2 separate regions of the Homo sapiens genome follow, and region 1 is linked to region 2. A link is a loop called in an ENCODE intact Hi-C map of the cell type or tissue named here. Cell type or tissue: ovary. All regions are shown on one strand.

Evidence for each region. Hi-C counts contacts between places; a loop is a spot of excess contacts. Peaks named below come from ENCODE experiments on the same cell type or tissue, not always from the same donor. Only the 100,000 strongest peaks of a DNase experiment are listed, where the experiment ranks them.
Region 1: a loop joins it to region 2, with 6 times the contacts of the local background. A loop is called at or near these places in 4 of 110 quality-filtered maps.

The regions. Positions count from the first base shown.
Region 1 is chr17:17,071,404-17,079,403 of GRCh38, reverse strand. It overlaps MPRIP (myosin phosphatase Rho interacting protein), which reads right to left. Exons shown (of 24, transcript NM_001364716.4): 2 at 3,617-3,694; 3 at 1,328-1,393. Among named protein-coding and RNA genes, the nearest start is that of MPRIP, 33 kb to the right of the region's middle. RefSeq lists enhancers at 6,198-6,724, 6,725-7,250. In ovary, no CTCF peak of the experiment used is centred here; a DNase peak (open chromatin) is centred at 3,893.
Region 2 is chr17:17,114,861-17,122,860 of GRCh38, reverse strand. All of the region lies in intron 3 of MPRIP (myosin phosphatase Rho interacting protein), which reads right to left. Among named protein-coding and RNA genes, the nearest start is that of MPRIP, 76 kb to the right of the region's middle. RefSeq lists an enhancer at 3,106-3,631. In ovary, no CTCF peak of the experiment used is centred here; a DNase peak (open chromatin) is centred at 3,195; H3K27ac peaks cover 2,239 bases.

The DNA.
Region 1 (8,000 bases), 43 kb after region 2:
TACTTCCAGCCAAGTCCACAATCGGTGCTCACCTCCAGTACACTACCCTGGAGCACAGACGTTCCCATAGCAAAAACCCCCTATGCTCTAATCATGATGTACAAATATGCTCACCGGAAAGAATGAAAAGGAAGACAATTCTTTTTAAGTAGGAACCAGTGAGGTGACAGTTGATACAGGATTATGGTACCATCCTCTTAATTCACCCCAGAAACAAAAGTAGAAAACATATCACATCACAAAGGTTAGGACTCGAGTACAAACACGCCCACTTCTGACCTTTGCACATGTGAGCTGTAATGACCACCCAAAAATCCCAGGCACCCCCGCCACCCCCTGCCGCAGTCTGGAAGGTACCTCTAGGGACAGTTATCTCCACTCATACTTCCAGAGTCTGTCTCGCCCCTGCAGCAAAGAAACAAACTCTGGGTAGGATAGGCAGGGGCTGCCTATTTTACATAGTGAGACTAGGCTTTCCAGGACAGTCCCAATTTTAAAATGCTGCACATATGGGCACACAAACATTCACCCACCAAGTGGAACTGGAAAAGGCGATCAAATCTCGCATCTTCAACCCTTTACAAAGTTTGGAATGCAGTCCTACTTTAGATTAATTAGGAGAGACTAATCTCCTTTAGAGAAAAAGTCAGGAGATAAAATGGGTGGAAAAAGAAAAGCCAGAAATTCCACCTAGTTGATTTTCAGGTTTGGCCTCTGGGGCAACAGCAGCAAACACTCATCCAGCCCAGGAAGCAACTGGAAAACCAGGGAGGTGGGGAGGAGGAAGAAGCCTGTCTGCCTGGTTTAGTGACCAGAAGAACGATGACCTTGTGACCAGGAGGCCTCTGAAGTCAGCTCGGAAAACTAAGCCAAGCTCAAATGAGACAAGCAAAACCAATTACAGTCGCAGAATTGACAGGCAACCCCAGGACTAGGTGCGTGAGCACATGTGCCAGCCCCAGGGCCAGCCCCTGCCCCACGCCCACAGGTCCACAGCCTGCACACGTGATCCAGGACTTTGCCCTTGCTTTCCCCTAACCAGGAGTGCTCCAGTGAAGTCCACACTATTAGCCTTCAACAGAAATGACTTCCTCCCTCACTTCTTCCTCTCACTCAAGACCACAGAAGATGATGTTTCAAACCAAAGGTCTGGGTTTTTAAAGCTGTCTCCAGCAGGTGCCACAAGTTCTTCAAAACATTCCACACTCCCAAACAGACACAAGCAGGAGCACATGGCTGCTGTGCTCTCACATGACAACGCAAGGGCACTGTAATGGAGGGACTTGGTGAAGGCTGGGGACAGGGAGTGGGCAAGGATAACACTTACCATCTCATCCAGGGCGTAGCGCAAGAGGCCGTGCTCGTAAAGGATGAAGAACCGTCGCTGCCATTTCTGCAACGGAGCACAAGGTGGGTGGTTAGGAGGATCTGGGTCCTGGCCCCAGAGCTTGGCTTCTGGAGTTCCCACGTCTGACAAGTCCATATCTAAGGAAGGTCACTCCACAGATTCCACTTCTGGGGCAGGTGGCAGGAAAAGAGGGACCCGAGGCACAAGAATGTTGATTCATCAGCCAGGACTGGGCTGGGAGACAGGCCCAAATCACATGAGTGATTGAGGCTTAATAAGAAGTCTTTTTTTTTTTTTTTTTTTAACACTTGGAAGCTCCTCAGGAGCAGAAACAACGTGTGGTTACCTTTTTGTATTCCTGATGGTGCTCAGCATAGAATGCATCACATGACATGTGTCAATATTTATTTGATGAATGATCTGACATGACATGGAATAATCCAGGAATGCCAAGGCATGGATTCACCACTTCTGAAAAAACCTGGGAAACTGCTACAAAAGGGGTTGTTCTGATGATCCACTGGCAAAGAGGAGGCACAAAAACAGCCAGGCTCCAGAATTCACTGAGGTGAAATGAGTTAATGAAAATCAAAACAGAGGAGCAGCAAGACCAGTGGAAATAACTCCAATATCCAAGGAGTGACCAACTGGCACAGATCATCCCCCGCTCTACTCTCCCTCCAAAAGCCAGACCACTGGGAAGTGTCCACGGCGGTCAGATGCCATCAGGAGCTGAAATGAAATGGACTATGCGGTGTATGTCTTCCTTTGTGTGGGGAGAAGGGACTTGTCCATAATGCGAGTCTGCTGGCCCAGGTCATGAATGACAGGCACAGCTCCCAGCCCCAAATCATCACAAGGGTCCATGACCTATTTTCAACATTTCAACAAGCCCAATCCAGCCTGGGCAGCATGGTGAAACCCCGTCTCTACAAAAAATACAAAAATTAGCTAGGCATGGTGATGCACGCCTGTAGCCCCAGCTACTCAGGAGGCTGAGGTAAGAGGATCACATGAACCTGGGAGGTCAAGACTGCACTGAATCGAGATCATGCCACTGCACTCCAGCCTGGGTGACAGAGCAAGACTCTGTTTCAAAAAAAAAAAAAAAAAAAAAAAGCAAAGAGCCCAACAATACTCAGAGTTTAACTGGCAGTGAGGCCACGTGAACTGACTATAAAAGCACATCTCTCTGCTTTGGGCCAGGGTTATCATTTATAAAAAGACTCCTGTCAGAGGCTGGAAATGGCAATTTTGTACAACCTTGATATAAAATAGGAAAGGGAACTACTCCCTGGAAACTGCAGCCCAGCTGGACCAGTGATGCCTGAGTTCTCCTGTCTGGGTGGCATGAACAGGGACTCAAAGGGCCTTGCAAAGAGGCCTTGTAGAGGGCTGGTCTATGCTGGGTGTGTAGAGGAGGCCACCTGAACATGTTTCCCAGGAACATTTCCAAGGGCCTTATGTGCAGCCTCTGAAATCAAAACCCATTCTAGAAGCAATCCCAAAGAACAGAGACACAATGCAAGGCCTGTGGGACCAGAATACACAGCCCAAGGCCCCTACTCCAAAGTGTAATATTCAGGGTGGGGAAAGGATGAGCAGCAGAAACTAAGAAGAAGAGGAAAGGGAGCTCCCGGGGATGGAGGGGGCTGAGTGGAAGCAATTTATAGGGTGCAAGCGGCAGCACTGTAAGAAAGTTTGTGAGGAAGGAGAGTTTTGTAACCGGAGTCAAATCCAGAGGGGCTTCCTGGCAGAGAAACAAACCACAGGTCAGGCCAATGATGGTCCCAGCTCTAGCGGGGCCCTGCCCTGGGCAATGCACATTTTAGTAAGAGGTAAGCCAAGGCCTCTGGGCCCCCAACCCTTCACTAGTGCTAGTGTGCTGAACCCCTGGCTCAGGAAGAAGGGAGGTGCTACAGGGGCAGGCCTTGGCATGGAAGGAATTGGGAGCTGCTCGGTATAATGCAAACCTTTAACTGCTCTTTTGCCTCTTCCATTTTACTGTTCCTAGAGTCAACCTGACCCACAAAACAGGCAACACCCACATGAGAGCTCCTCATTCTGAAGGGAGCACTACACACAACTATGTATAATTGAGACCTTTTCTGTACAACGTACAAGTGCACCAAATGGGGGAGCCCTGCTGGTCCTGCTATCCCAGGATCCACTGTTCAACTCTCCATCTCCCTCTTCCACTCTGCCAGTTCACCCTTAGATGGGTCCCTTCTCTGGTTCCTCCCTGAGAGTTGGCTCTGATGCCCTTACCCGAGACCGGTGCACTGGGTTGTCAAAGTCGGTCCCATCTGGAGCCAGGAGCAGCCAACCGCCATAAATGGGTTTTGCCTAGAGGAGAAAAAAGAGGGCAGGTCACCAGCAGCCTTCAACCCAGAAGAGAGAACAGGTCAAGTTAACAGCAAGCACTCGCTGGAAACAGATGTTGCCTCTGCTCTGCAGAGGTCATGACACCTATTTCCACTGCGGTGCGTCTGCAGCTGCTTGAGAGTCAGAGGCTGGCGGGGATTCTGCAGCATCCGGGGTGGAGAGCATACAGGCCCTGGCAGGAGTGTGAGAACCTGGAGAGTACAGGATCCCCTAAGACATGCTGTCTCCTGCAAGTTACTGATCAAGCCACCAAGATCAGGAAAAAATGACATGTTATTCAACAAATATGTGAGTGTCAGTGTGTGCCAGGCGCCAGGAAATAGGACATGAACAACACAGTCAAAAAGCTTCATCCTGAAGATACAAAACAGGGCCTGGAGAAGAGACTGCTTTCGTGATCAAAGCCAGCTCTGGCCAAAGAATCATCAACTGACTGGCTGTGTGACTGCGTGCAGAAACTCTTTGAGTTCAAACTCTCCCATTTGAAAAGTGAGAGTGATGACAATTCTACCTAAACCTCATGACTCTGATGTGAGGACTGATGAGATAATGCAATCAGTAAAACCCAGCACAGGGATGTAAAACGGTGCTGCCACCTTGGAAAAGTCTGGCAGTTCCTCAGAAAGTTAAAGGCAGAGTTACCCTAGGGCCCAGCAATTTCACCCCTATGTATACACACCCAAGAAAACGGAAAACAGGGGCTCAAATAAATACCTGCACATGAATGTTCATAGCAGTATTATTCACACCTGCCAAAAGGTGGTAACAGCCCAAATATCCATGGACAGATGAATAGATGAACAAAGTGTGATGGGTCCACACAAGGGAACATTATTCAGCCAGAAAAAGGAATGAAGCACTAACATACACCACAACACCGAGGAACCCCGAAAACATGATGCTAAGTCAAAGAAGCCAGGCACAAAAGCCCACATATTACAGAATTCCACTTATGCAAATGGTCCAGAATAGGCAAATCCACAGCACAGAAAGCAGATTAGTGGTCGCCAGGGACTGGAGGAAAGGAAATAAGGAGAGACAGCTAACAGGTATGGGGTTTCTTTCGTGGGTGACTAAAATATTCTAGAATTAGACAGTGGAGATGGTTGCACAACATTGTAAATATGCTAAAACTCACCAAACTGTATACTTTAAGAGAGTGAATCTTAAGATATGTGAATTATAGCTCAACTTAAAAAGCTGCACAAAGAACACTGAGCACAGTGTCTGGCCTGTGAGGTCTCAACAAATGTGAGGCACTGCTATATTTTACCAGCCACAGAGTCCCCACTCCCCAGACCACGGGAGGAGCTCAACAAGGGGAATCTAGACAGACACTCTGGCTCAATCTCCTTCCTCAGCCACACCCAGCTGGCGAGAATGCATTGGAAAAGGTACAACCAGTCCCATTTATCCAGTGCCTTTCGGAGGGCGGTAACACAAATTAAAACCCAAGTTCTCTGACTGCTGCTTACACACACAGGACCCCTCATGGGTCCTCCTGATGTGCTTTTTATTCAGTGCTCTCCAAACTAGGAGGCCCCACCACACTACCTCATTTGGTAGCTGCAGACCGTGACTCAGAGAGGGCAGGCCACGTGCCAGAGGCCACACAGCCTCCAGGCTGAACCAAGAACCCCCCTTTACTTGGCTTCCGCCTGCAGGGTCCTCAAGGTCCCCAGGAGCACTGGCTTTCCCCATGAATGGTGCAAGTGGAGCTGTGTGCCTGGGGTCGGGGGAAAGCTGCAAGGACAGGAGAGGCTTGCTTTGCTGCAACAGGGGAGTGGGTGTTGGCTGCAGACATAGTCCAGGAGGGCCAAGGAGTATGTGGTGGAAATCCCACCTGGGAAGGCAGAAGCAAAGGCGAGGAGAGGTCTGTGCTCTCTACGAACTCCAGCTGTGCCCAGCAAACCTCAAGGTGGGCACACACGCTCGGCCTCTCCACACCCCACCCAGGAGTGCACATCCTAAGCAGACCCCACCCAGAGGCCTTGCATGGGAAAGCCGGAGCTGGACAACTCCCTGTGTGTATCTGGACTCTGTGACTCCCAGCTCGGCCTCTCACCGGCCACAAGTGCCCACCTGTGAGGCCAGAGGCTAGCCTGCCAAGCCATTCCTCTATCTCCATCTTGACTATGCGCCACCACCCTGGCCTCTGGAGGCAGGGCTTGGGGTGTCATCACATAATCAGCTACATTTACCTGACCTTTCTCCAGGAGGAACTGTGGGGAGCCAAGGGATCAGCATCTGTTCCCTCAGAACCCGAGCCCTGGTCTCAACCCAGGCATCGTCAGCAAACCTCTGCTCAGGAACCCCGTGTGCATGGCCCTGGGTGCTGTATACCAGGGAGCCTGCAGCAGCCACTTTGCTTGGCTGTGACTTCCTGATATGGATCACCACAGAGGGGACTGATGCAGGTGGGCGGGCGGCGCAGACACAGAGCAGAGAGCGAGATGTAGGGCCTCTGGGTGGAGGAGCAGGCTGGGATGCAGGTGACACCCCACCCAGCGTTCATCAAAGCAATTCCAGAGTGATAGAGAGCAGAGGAGTGGCTGCCTGGGGCTGGGACGGCGGAAGGGGTTGGTGACAGCCAAGAGGTGCAGGGTTTCTTTTGGCGATGATGTAATGTTCTAAAAGTGACTGTGATGATGGCTGCACATCAGTTGGAATATCCTAAAAATCATAGAATTGTATCATTTAAATGGGTTAAACGTATGACGTGTGAATTTTATCTTAATAAAGCTATTAAAAAAAAGCCCTGAAGGTAAGGACCCCATAGATAACAGGGGGAGGCCTGGGGTGGAGAGGACTCTCTGGGCAGGGGCGCAGCTGATGCACAGGTGCAGAGGCAGGAATGATGGCGCCATGGGGCCATGAGGAGCCATCTGTAATTACTGAGAACTCACTCCTCAAGTCCAGGGAGCCAGGGACAGGAACTGGCCAGCTATATCACCACCACTCTTGCCTCTCACAGCCAGCCACGTGGGCTGCGCAGCCTCCCCCAGCCTCCTCAGCTCCCCAAAACCTGGCCCTCTCTACCATCCCTCAGGGCTTCCCCGAAATGTCCCTTCCTCAAGGGGACAGTCCTGACCCTCCCCCTCAGTCTCTAACAACTCACTTCTGCCATTACCGTCACTGCACATCACAGAACTAATTTCTACCTACCATTTCATTATGTACGTAATTACATTGCTATGACATGTCTTGCCCCCCACCCCCACCCCAGAACCTTCGCTCCAGGAAGGCAGGGATGGGGTCTGCCTAGCCCTGGCTGTGTCCTTGATCCTGAGGCAGGTGTGCAGAGGGAGTGGAGGTGAGTGCCCACCGGCCTAGGCCAGCAGTGGGTGGGTGGTGCCCTCTCTGAGTTACCTTCTCCTTACATAACCTAGGTCCTGACTCAGACAACCTGTCCTCATCCCCAAGGCGTGGGAAAGGCCTCCCAGGAAGAGCTGCTGCTTCTCTATGTCTCAGACTATCTAAAACTGCTGCATCCTCCCCCGCACAGCAGACCACAGTGTCTTTAAGTGCAGCAATGCCCACGGGCAGAGGCTCCCACGCACGCCCACCTGGTCCTGGGGCAGCACCTCTAAAAGGCCCTAAAGTATTCTCTTCCAGACGGTCCTATAATAATCTGAAACTGGGACACTAAAACAGACAGCCCAAAAGGCAGCAGGCAGGAGGGAGTGTGCTCTGGAAATGCTGCGTGGGTAGGCTTAGCTTTGCTGTTTTCTGGTTGAGCTGCTGGGCATTTTGGAGGGAGGCAGGAGAAGCAGGTATCTGTTGTTGACATGGGGGATCTGAGCTGGGCTGTAAGGACCCAAAGGATGGGGCCCGAGTCCTGTTTCAAGCAGCCCTGCACACAGGGCCCCTTTCTATGCAGGTCCTCCCAGAGGATGCATGTGGCTCCGGATCCCATATAAAAGTGACCACATGAGAGACTCCCCCGAGCTACCTCCTCTCCAATTAAACTCGGCCTTCACTCATGACCCACACAAGTCGGAGGCTCCACTTCTGGCTGGCCTCTAGGAAGAGGCTGCTGGTGGTCTGGGTGTGCCTTCAACCTGAAGCTCTTTCAAAAACAGTGCCTTGAAACTTCTGCTTCCTGGACGATGGGGCAGATGTAGATTTCTCCTGCTAAGTACAACCAAAAACCTGGGGCCATCATGTATAAGACAAACATGAGAAGACTCTGAAAGGTGGAGAAAAAAAGGTAAGTGGGCCAGGGACCCAGGATCCAAGGAAGGACACCGTGGTGACTCTCCCAGGC
Region 2 (8,000 bases):
TGCTGGGTCATATGGAAACTATATGTTTAACTCTGAGGAGCTGCCAGACTATTTCCCAAAGTGGCTGTGCCATCTCACATTCCCACTAGCACTGCGTGAGGGTTTGGGACTAACTTTTTAAATTGTATTTATGTACTGCTTCTAACCAGCACTCTTGGAAGACAGGTCCAGGTACGTACTGAGGACCTGCTATAAAATAGCTCCCTTTGGCCAGGCGCAGTGGCTCATGCCTGTAATCCCAGCACTTTGGGAGGCCAAGACGGGCGGATCACGAGGTCAGGAGATCGAGATCATCCTGGCTAACACGGTGAAACCCTGTCTCTACTAAAAATACAAAAAATTAGCTGGGCGTGGTGGCAGTCGTCTATAGTCCCAGCTACTCGGGAGGCTGAGGCAGGAGAATGGCGTGAACCCGGGAGGCGGAGCTTGCAGTGAGCCGAGATTGCGCCACTGCACTCCAGCCTGGGTGATGGAGCGAGATTCCATCTCAAAAACAAAACAAAACAAAACAAATAAACAAAAAAACAACAAAATGAAAACAAAAAACAGCTCCCTTCGATTGTGGAGAGAAAGGAACACTTATACACTGTTGGTGGGAGTGTAAATTAGTTCAGCCATTGTGGAAGACAGTGTGGCAATTCCTCAAAGACCTAAAGATAGAAATACCATTTGATGCAGCAATCTCATTACTGGGTATATACCCAAAGGAATATAAGTCATTCTATTATAAAGACACATGCATATGTATGTTCACTGTAGCACTATTCACAATAGCAAAGACACGGAATGCCCATCAATGATACAGACCAGAGAAAGAAAATGTGATATATATACACCATGGAATATTATGTAGTCATAAAAAAGAATGAGATAATACCCTTTGCAGGGACATGGATGGAGCTGGAGGCCACTATCTTTAGCAAACGAACACAGGAACAGAAAACCACACAGCACATGCTCTCACTTGTAAGTGGGAGCTAAATGATGAGAACATATAGACACATGGAGAGAAACAACACACACTGGGGCCTTTCAGAGTGGGGAGGGTGGGAAGAGGGAGAAGATCAGGAAAAGTAACTAATGGGCATTAGGCTTAATATCTGGGTGATGAAATAACCTGTACAACAAACTTCCATGACACAACTTTACCTATGTGACAAACCTGCACTTGCACCCCTGAACTTAAAAAAAGAAAAAGAAAAAGAAAATAGCTCCCTCCAAGTCTCAGTAGTGCAGTGTTCCCCCTTCCCCTGCTGCCGATGGGGAAGCAGCAACAACAGCACCAGCACAGGCGCAGGGCACAATGGTGCTCATGTTTGCGCCCATGCCCTTGAATACCACGCACTGCTGCAAACTCTTCCCGTGTCCTCTCACTGAACATTCCGAACACACTATGAGGCAGGCACTACTGTCACTCTCATCCCGCAGACAAGGAAGCAGACTGCTAAGAAGCTAGGTGCAGTCATGCACCGCACAACGATGTTAGTCAACAGCTCCCTCTATGTTTTGCTAGGTTTGGATACATCAATACTTGCCACTGTGTTATAACTGCTTGTGATATTGCAGTATATGCTGTACAGGTTTATGGCTTCGCAGCAATAGGCTCTACCACAAAGCCTAGGTGTGCAATAAGCTGTACTGTCTAACTTTGTGTAAGTGCACTCTAGAATATTTACACAAGGACCAAACTGCCTGAGAAAACACATTTCTCAGGATGTGTGCCTGTCATTAAACAACGCAGAACTGTAATTTTGATTTAAGGTCACAATGCTAGGAAGTAGCCATGTCAGGATTCAAACCCAGGCACTCTGGTTCCAGAGCTGGTCCCCCTGCTGCTCTGCACTCAGCAGCATTTCCAGACTGAACAGACTCAACCAATGGCTCCAGGGAGCCCCTCAGCCAGCACCTCTCCCCTCCCCTGCCTCTGCCTAGGGGGCAGGATACAACCATCTGTGTCTGGGTAGGCCTGAATCTTGTGCTGCGAGAGTAAGGGCAAATATCTAGGCTGTAACCCAAATCCAGCCAGAAGGAACGCCTCAGCTCTAACGCTGTCAGCAAAGCAACTCTGATGAGCTTCCTGCCCTAATTCTATACCTCCAGAGGTCAGGAATCCAGGTTTCCTAGGAGGCTGAGCTTCACCTAGTTTTGTTTGATTCATTTTCCAAAAAAAGAGACGGCCCTCTGTAGGCCATCGACTCTGCTATGTCACCAAGTTATGGGTTCAGCCCCCACATAGCCCTCCAGCTATCTGGAGCCTCTGGTCCTCTTCTGGGCTCCACCCTACCCCAGCTAAGGGGCAGAGTTGCTACAGGCTGCAGATTGTTTAGGCAGGAGGACACAGGACTCAGGCTTCTCTCCAAAGAGATGAGCACACCCTGCTCCTCCTGCCGGTCCTCTGTCCACAGGCCCATGGGAGGCTGGAAGCTCTGTGCACTGCAGCCAGGGCATCTTGTCAGAGGCCAGAGTGACCTTCCTGGGTTAGGATAATACTGCTATAGCAGCCTCTCCAACCGGGGACTCTCCACCACACCCCTGGCCCAAGCAGAAGCACTTTTGGGAAAACAGGCCTTTGTTTCTTGTTGACCCCATGAGTGTGGGAAGGCAAGCTTCTAAGAGCCAGAGGGAAACAAGAGGAAAGTAAGCAGAAATATGGTGAGAGGCTGTTTGGCGTTATCATCAGGAGGACCTTCCTTCCAGGCAGCTGCTGTTACAGAACCAGTCGCACGTGAGACCTGGGTGGGAGTCTTCCCTTTATCCCCCAATCCCTCATTCAGACCAGAAAACAGAGACCCAAGAAACAAAGGCTTTCCCCTAGGGCAAAGAATTACTCCCAAAATCTCAAGGTCAGAAAGGGGATTTCAAGGTGAAACCTGACTTCCCCCCACACCTGAGGTCCTGAGACAGCATGTTTCACAAACTCATCCAACCAAGGCCCACATGGAACACCACATTCACACCATGATGAGCACACACACAAGTGCACACATGCACATGAAATGGAAAACGGTGAGTCAGTATTTCTACCATGTGCACTGTATTTATTATTTTTTCATATGCACTGTGACCCACTTAAGGAGTATGAAAAGCTTTGTCTGCAAACTTTGGGGCTGAGCGGTCGCCTTGCTCATCTGCACTCTGGCAGGGACAGGCAGCTCGGCACGTTCTAGGGAGGACACAGGGAATTGCCTTGCAGTAGAAGCAGGAAGTGTATTCACCACTTCCTGGGTGCTCACTGTGGCCAGGCCCTGAGTAGCTACAGGTACTGATGACAGCTTCAGGAGGCAGGCACATCATTGTTCTGACTTTCAAATGTACAAGCTGGGGCTCCAAGTGATTATGGGACGTGGCACTCTGTGGGCCACCCAGAACAAGTGTGGTCCTCTCTGACTGGCACCCTTGCCCCTCTCTCCTTGGCATCTTTCCTCCCTGGACTTAACAATTGTTTGCACAAGGTCATGCCTAAGTTTATCAGAGAAACTGTAGGCAGGGCTACCCAGCCTGGACCACGTGGAGACTTGCCCAGCACGGCCCCTGCCTTCAGCCTGGCACTTCACTGAGCTATGGCCTGATTAGGCAGCGCCCAGGCAGGAACACCACCTCCCTCCTCCCTTGGGCTGGTGGGCTGTGCTGCAGACATGGTCTGGCTGCTCGAGCCAGGTCTAAGGAGAGGTCCTTCCTTTCTTTGGAATTCAGGACATTGGCTCCAGAGTTTTCTCAGGAAGGAACACAGCCCTTGGGGAGCACCAGCTGAGTTCCTAGGCGCCCCTGGAACCCACATCCTGGGAGGCACAACACAGGAGCAGGGCTCATGGGGGCTGTGTGGCTGGCTCAGGTCAAAGGTGGTCTCCCGGCTCTTCTTGCTGCAGCCAAACTGCTTCTAGGAGCCCGATCTAACAAATCACAAGCCCCTCTCTTTTGAGGAGGTGCTGGTGACTACCCCAAAGGCCATCAAGTGTAGAAAGGGCACTTAACTCTTGGCCCAAAGTCCCTCTGGGGCTGCAGACCTCCCCAGGGAGCAGCACTCTCCACAGACAGATATCCCCAAAGCCCAAGTCCTCTGAGGAAACTGGAAAGAGCCGCAGAAAAGGGGTCATGATCCCATGCAGGCCCAGAGTAAGCAAAGCCTCTGCCTGGCCTCTGTGCCACAACTCAGAGAAGTGTTAGGCCAACCACGCCTAGGGACTGACAATGGGCCTAGCAGGTACCCACCAGGCAGAACTCCCTTCCCCCTTCCCAGTCGTCACCGCCAGTCCTGGTGTACTCCACAGTCCTCATGGTTCAAAGGGCAGTTCCACAATCATCCTCCACACTGTAGCCTCCTGAAGCTGCATGGAACAGCCCCTAGGCTGGGCTGAGCCCTCATCCCAATGCCTGTCCTCAGGTGTCAGGTCTGATTCCAGGTCCTATCACCTCCTTGGGAAGGGAGCCATGATTCTGCACTCTTCCCCACCCTTCAGGTGTCCCACATGAAACCTGCATGCTACAACCTGGCAGACCCCAGAGAGGGTCCTGCAACCCCAGAGGGACTTTGGGCCAAGAGTTGGATGCCCATTCTACACCCGATGGCTTTTGGGGTGGTCCCCAGCACATCCTCAAAAGAGAGGCTTGTGATTTGTTAGATCAGGCTCCTAGAAGTAGTTTGGCTGCAGAAAGAAGGGCCGGGAGACCACCCCATGACCTGGGCTAGCCACACAGCCCCCGTGAGACTCCCAGGACCTTAGGCAGCTTTGGCCAGCCAGGGCTACCTAGGCTGGACCTACAGCACAGGCCAGGGAGACCAGCTCATGGGGCTTCCATCAGCCCAGGACAGGAGGAAGAGCTGGAGCCACAAACCACTGCTCTCCCAGCTGTTTCCCTCTGCAGAAGTTCTGAGATCTAAGGTAGACTCTAAGCAATCTGTTTTCAGAGCTCTCTAGCCAAGAAGAGCCTACCCTTGGAGTCAAGTCCTAGCTCTGCACTCACTAGCTCTGTGATTCTGGGCAAGTCGCAAATTGTGAGCCTCAGTTTCCCTAATGTAAAATGGTAGTAAATATAGGCCTCGTTTTGATTGTAAAGTGGTGTAGCTATTGTGGAAAACTTTAGCAGTTCCTCAAAAAATTACAGACAGTTTCCATATGACCCAACAAGTTGATTACTGGATATATACCCAAAAGAACAGAAGACAGGTACTCGAACATATACACAAATCATATCGTAGCAGCATAATTCGCGATAGCCAAAAGGTGGAAACAGCCCAAATGTCCATCAGTGGACAAATGGATAGACAAAATGCAATATTCATACAATGGAATATTATTTTATTCAGCCATAAAAAGAATGAAATCCTGACACATGCTCCAACATGAGCAAACCTTGGAAACATCACGCTAAGTGAATGAAGCCAGTCACAAAAGGACACACACTGTGTGACTCCATCTTGGTGAAATGTTCAGAAAAGGCCAACCCATAGAGAAAAAGCAGAGGAGTGGTTGCCAGGGGCTAGGGGAGGGGAATGAGAAGTGGCCTAATGTTTTGGCCTAGAGATTTCCCTTTGGGGTGATAATCTACCCCCTTCTGTCACAAGACTACAAACGATACTGCACAGCTGAAGCGGGACTCGAGCTCAGGCTCGGGATGGCACACCCGTGCCGCCTGCTGCTTCTCAGTGCACATCACCACTCTCCTACCAAGCAAGGGTGGTGGTCAGAAGACGATGGGTTCAACAACTTTCCTCGAATGTTTGGGAAGGAGGGAGGACAGTGTCGGGCATGTTCCGTCTTCTACCCTGTGGCAGAGAGGCAGGGCTCAGTGGACTGAGGAGCTCTGGGCATCATGGGCCACCGTCTTCTGCAAGGGGAGGGGGCACATCCTCTACTCAGAGACCATGGCCATCTACTTGTGCTAAGATGGCTGATAAGGGCTCTTGAAAACAATGGACCAAGCCGAAGGGTCAATCCAAAGGCAGCTGAGTACCGTGCAGATTCTCCCTGTGCCTCTCTGGCCCTTGCCTTGGGGCCCTGGGGAGCACCAGAGGCTGGTTTCCCAGGCCACATTCCAGGGGAGAGCAGGGTCTGCCCCTCTGCTGAGCCCCAGGCTGACAGCACCTGGCCCCAGACACTACCTGCAAAACATTTCTGACCCCTCTCCCCAGCTGCAGATGCATGCGGGGCAGGCCCTTTCCCACTGCCCACCAATACAGACTGGGGACTGGCAGGACGGAGGCCTCAGACCTGTGATTCTGGGAGTTCCGTGGGAGGCTTGGCTAGATGAGGCCAGCTGGGAACACCTGGTACACAGTGAAGAGGCCCATGGGTTCTACCCTCCTAGGCACAGCAGTGCTGGGAGCCTCAGAATGATTCAACAGGAACAGCCCCAGAACCATTCTTCATGAACATAGATCCGGCCAAGCCAACCCACAACTCAACTGCTCCAACAGCTCCCAGCCCAAGCTCTGCTCCCTGCACCAATTGCCCCACCTTGCCTCCTGGACCTACTTGCTGGCCTGGGAGACCCACGGTTACCCGCTGCACAGAGCAGCCTCCTTTATCACTGTCCTGCCGGAGAGGCCTGCCTGGCACATCTCCCCTCCTGGATCATTGTCCTGTGCTCCCTGAAGGGAGCCCCTGTGCAGAGGCCATGGCCCATCCACAGGTCTGCCCAACTGCTCTGCATACTAAGCCACAAGGTGCCTGATAAAACTCCTTGTATTTACTCTATACACCTAGGTCAGCACCTTCCAATATGTGCTTCAGTAAACATTTCTGAATGATGGAACAAGCCAACCCTGCTAGATTTATATTATAGATTTAATTATAATATAAATATTTGATTTACTTATATATGTAATAGATACGTTTTATTTATAAAATAGAAACCATCATTTTAACCAAAATCCCATATTCATTAAGGGTTAACAGGATGACACGTGTGCAAAGACCAGACAGTGGCAGGCTCTGCAGGGCATGAGGTAGAGAAGCTGTCTGGAAAGAGATGCAGGCCCCTGAGGAATGGCCTTTGCATGATCAGCACCTAGGCCACCAAGTCCATGGTGTTGGTCTGAAGCCACCACCCCAGCCTTGGGCCAATGACTCTGCTGCAACCAGCAGATGGTAAAGTTGTGAGATGATGCTGCATGACTCCATTTACATCAAGCGTCCAGGACAGGCCAATCGATAAAGATGGGAAGCAGGAGGGGAGGAGTGGCGGTGGCAGCTAAGGGATGCAGGGTTTGTTTGGGGGTTGATGAAAAATGCTCTGAAATTAGATTGTGTTGGTGGTTGTATAACCACGTGAATATCCTCAAAGACAATGACCTGTACACTTCAAACAAAACAAAACAGAACACTGCACAGATAACAGGGAGAAACCACAGGCTCAGCAGCAAGCAGGCCAGGCCTTCCAACAGGCCTTCATGGCTCCATCACGAGAAAGAGCTCGCCTCCCTGCCAACCCAGGCCTGGAAGGCCCTCTACACCCCACCTCTCCCTAACGTCTGGACGTGGAAACTCAGGCCCAGGCTTCCTAACTCCTAGCCCACCACAGCATGCCGCCTCCATCACAGAAGAAGCAGGAACCATGCAGTCAGGGCCAAAATCCCGAGGCCCTACCTTTCCTTCCCTCTACTGGAATGTGACAGTGGGTGTCACCACAGACGCAGAGCTACCGCTCCCATCCCAAGTAGGCCCTCTTCTAAGATTCAGCTCTGGCCCCAGAGACAGTGCATGCTTTCTGAGGCATTCGTGGATTAGCAGGAGGGGGCCTCCAAGATGTGCAGCATCTGCTAATGCCAGCAGCAACAATGCAGTGTGGGCCTCGCCCCAGCCTTGGTGCTGCAGTGCGTGGGCTGGGCCTTCTGCTACAAGTGACTTTGTGGGATGCTGAGGAAATGACCCGTTCAGGGCTTTCCCAGGGGCATAGTTAGAACCACTAAACTACTTTTTTTTTAACGGAGAAAATAAGAAAACAAGGACCTTTTTCACTTGCTGCCAAGACCAGGAAGTTCCTCCTCACACCTGCTACGC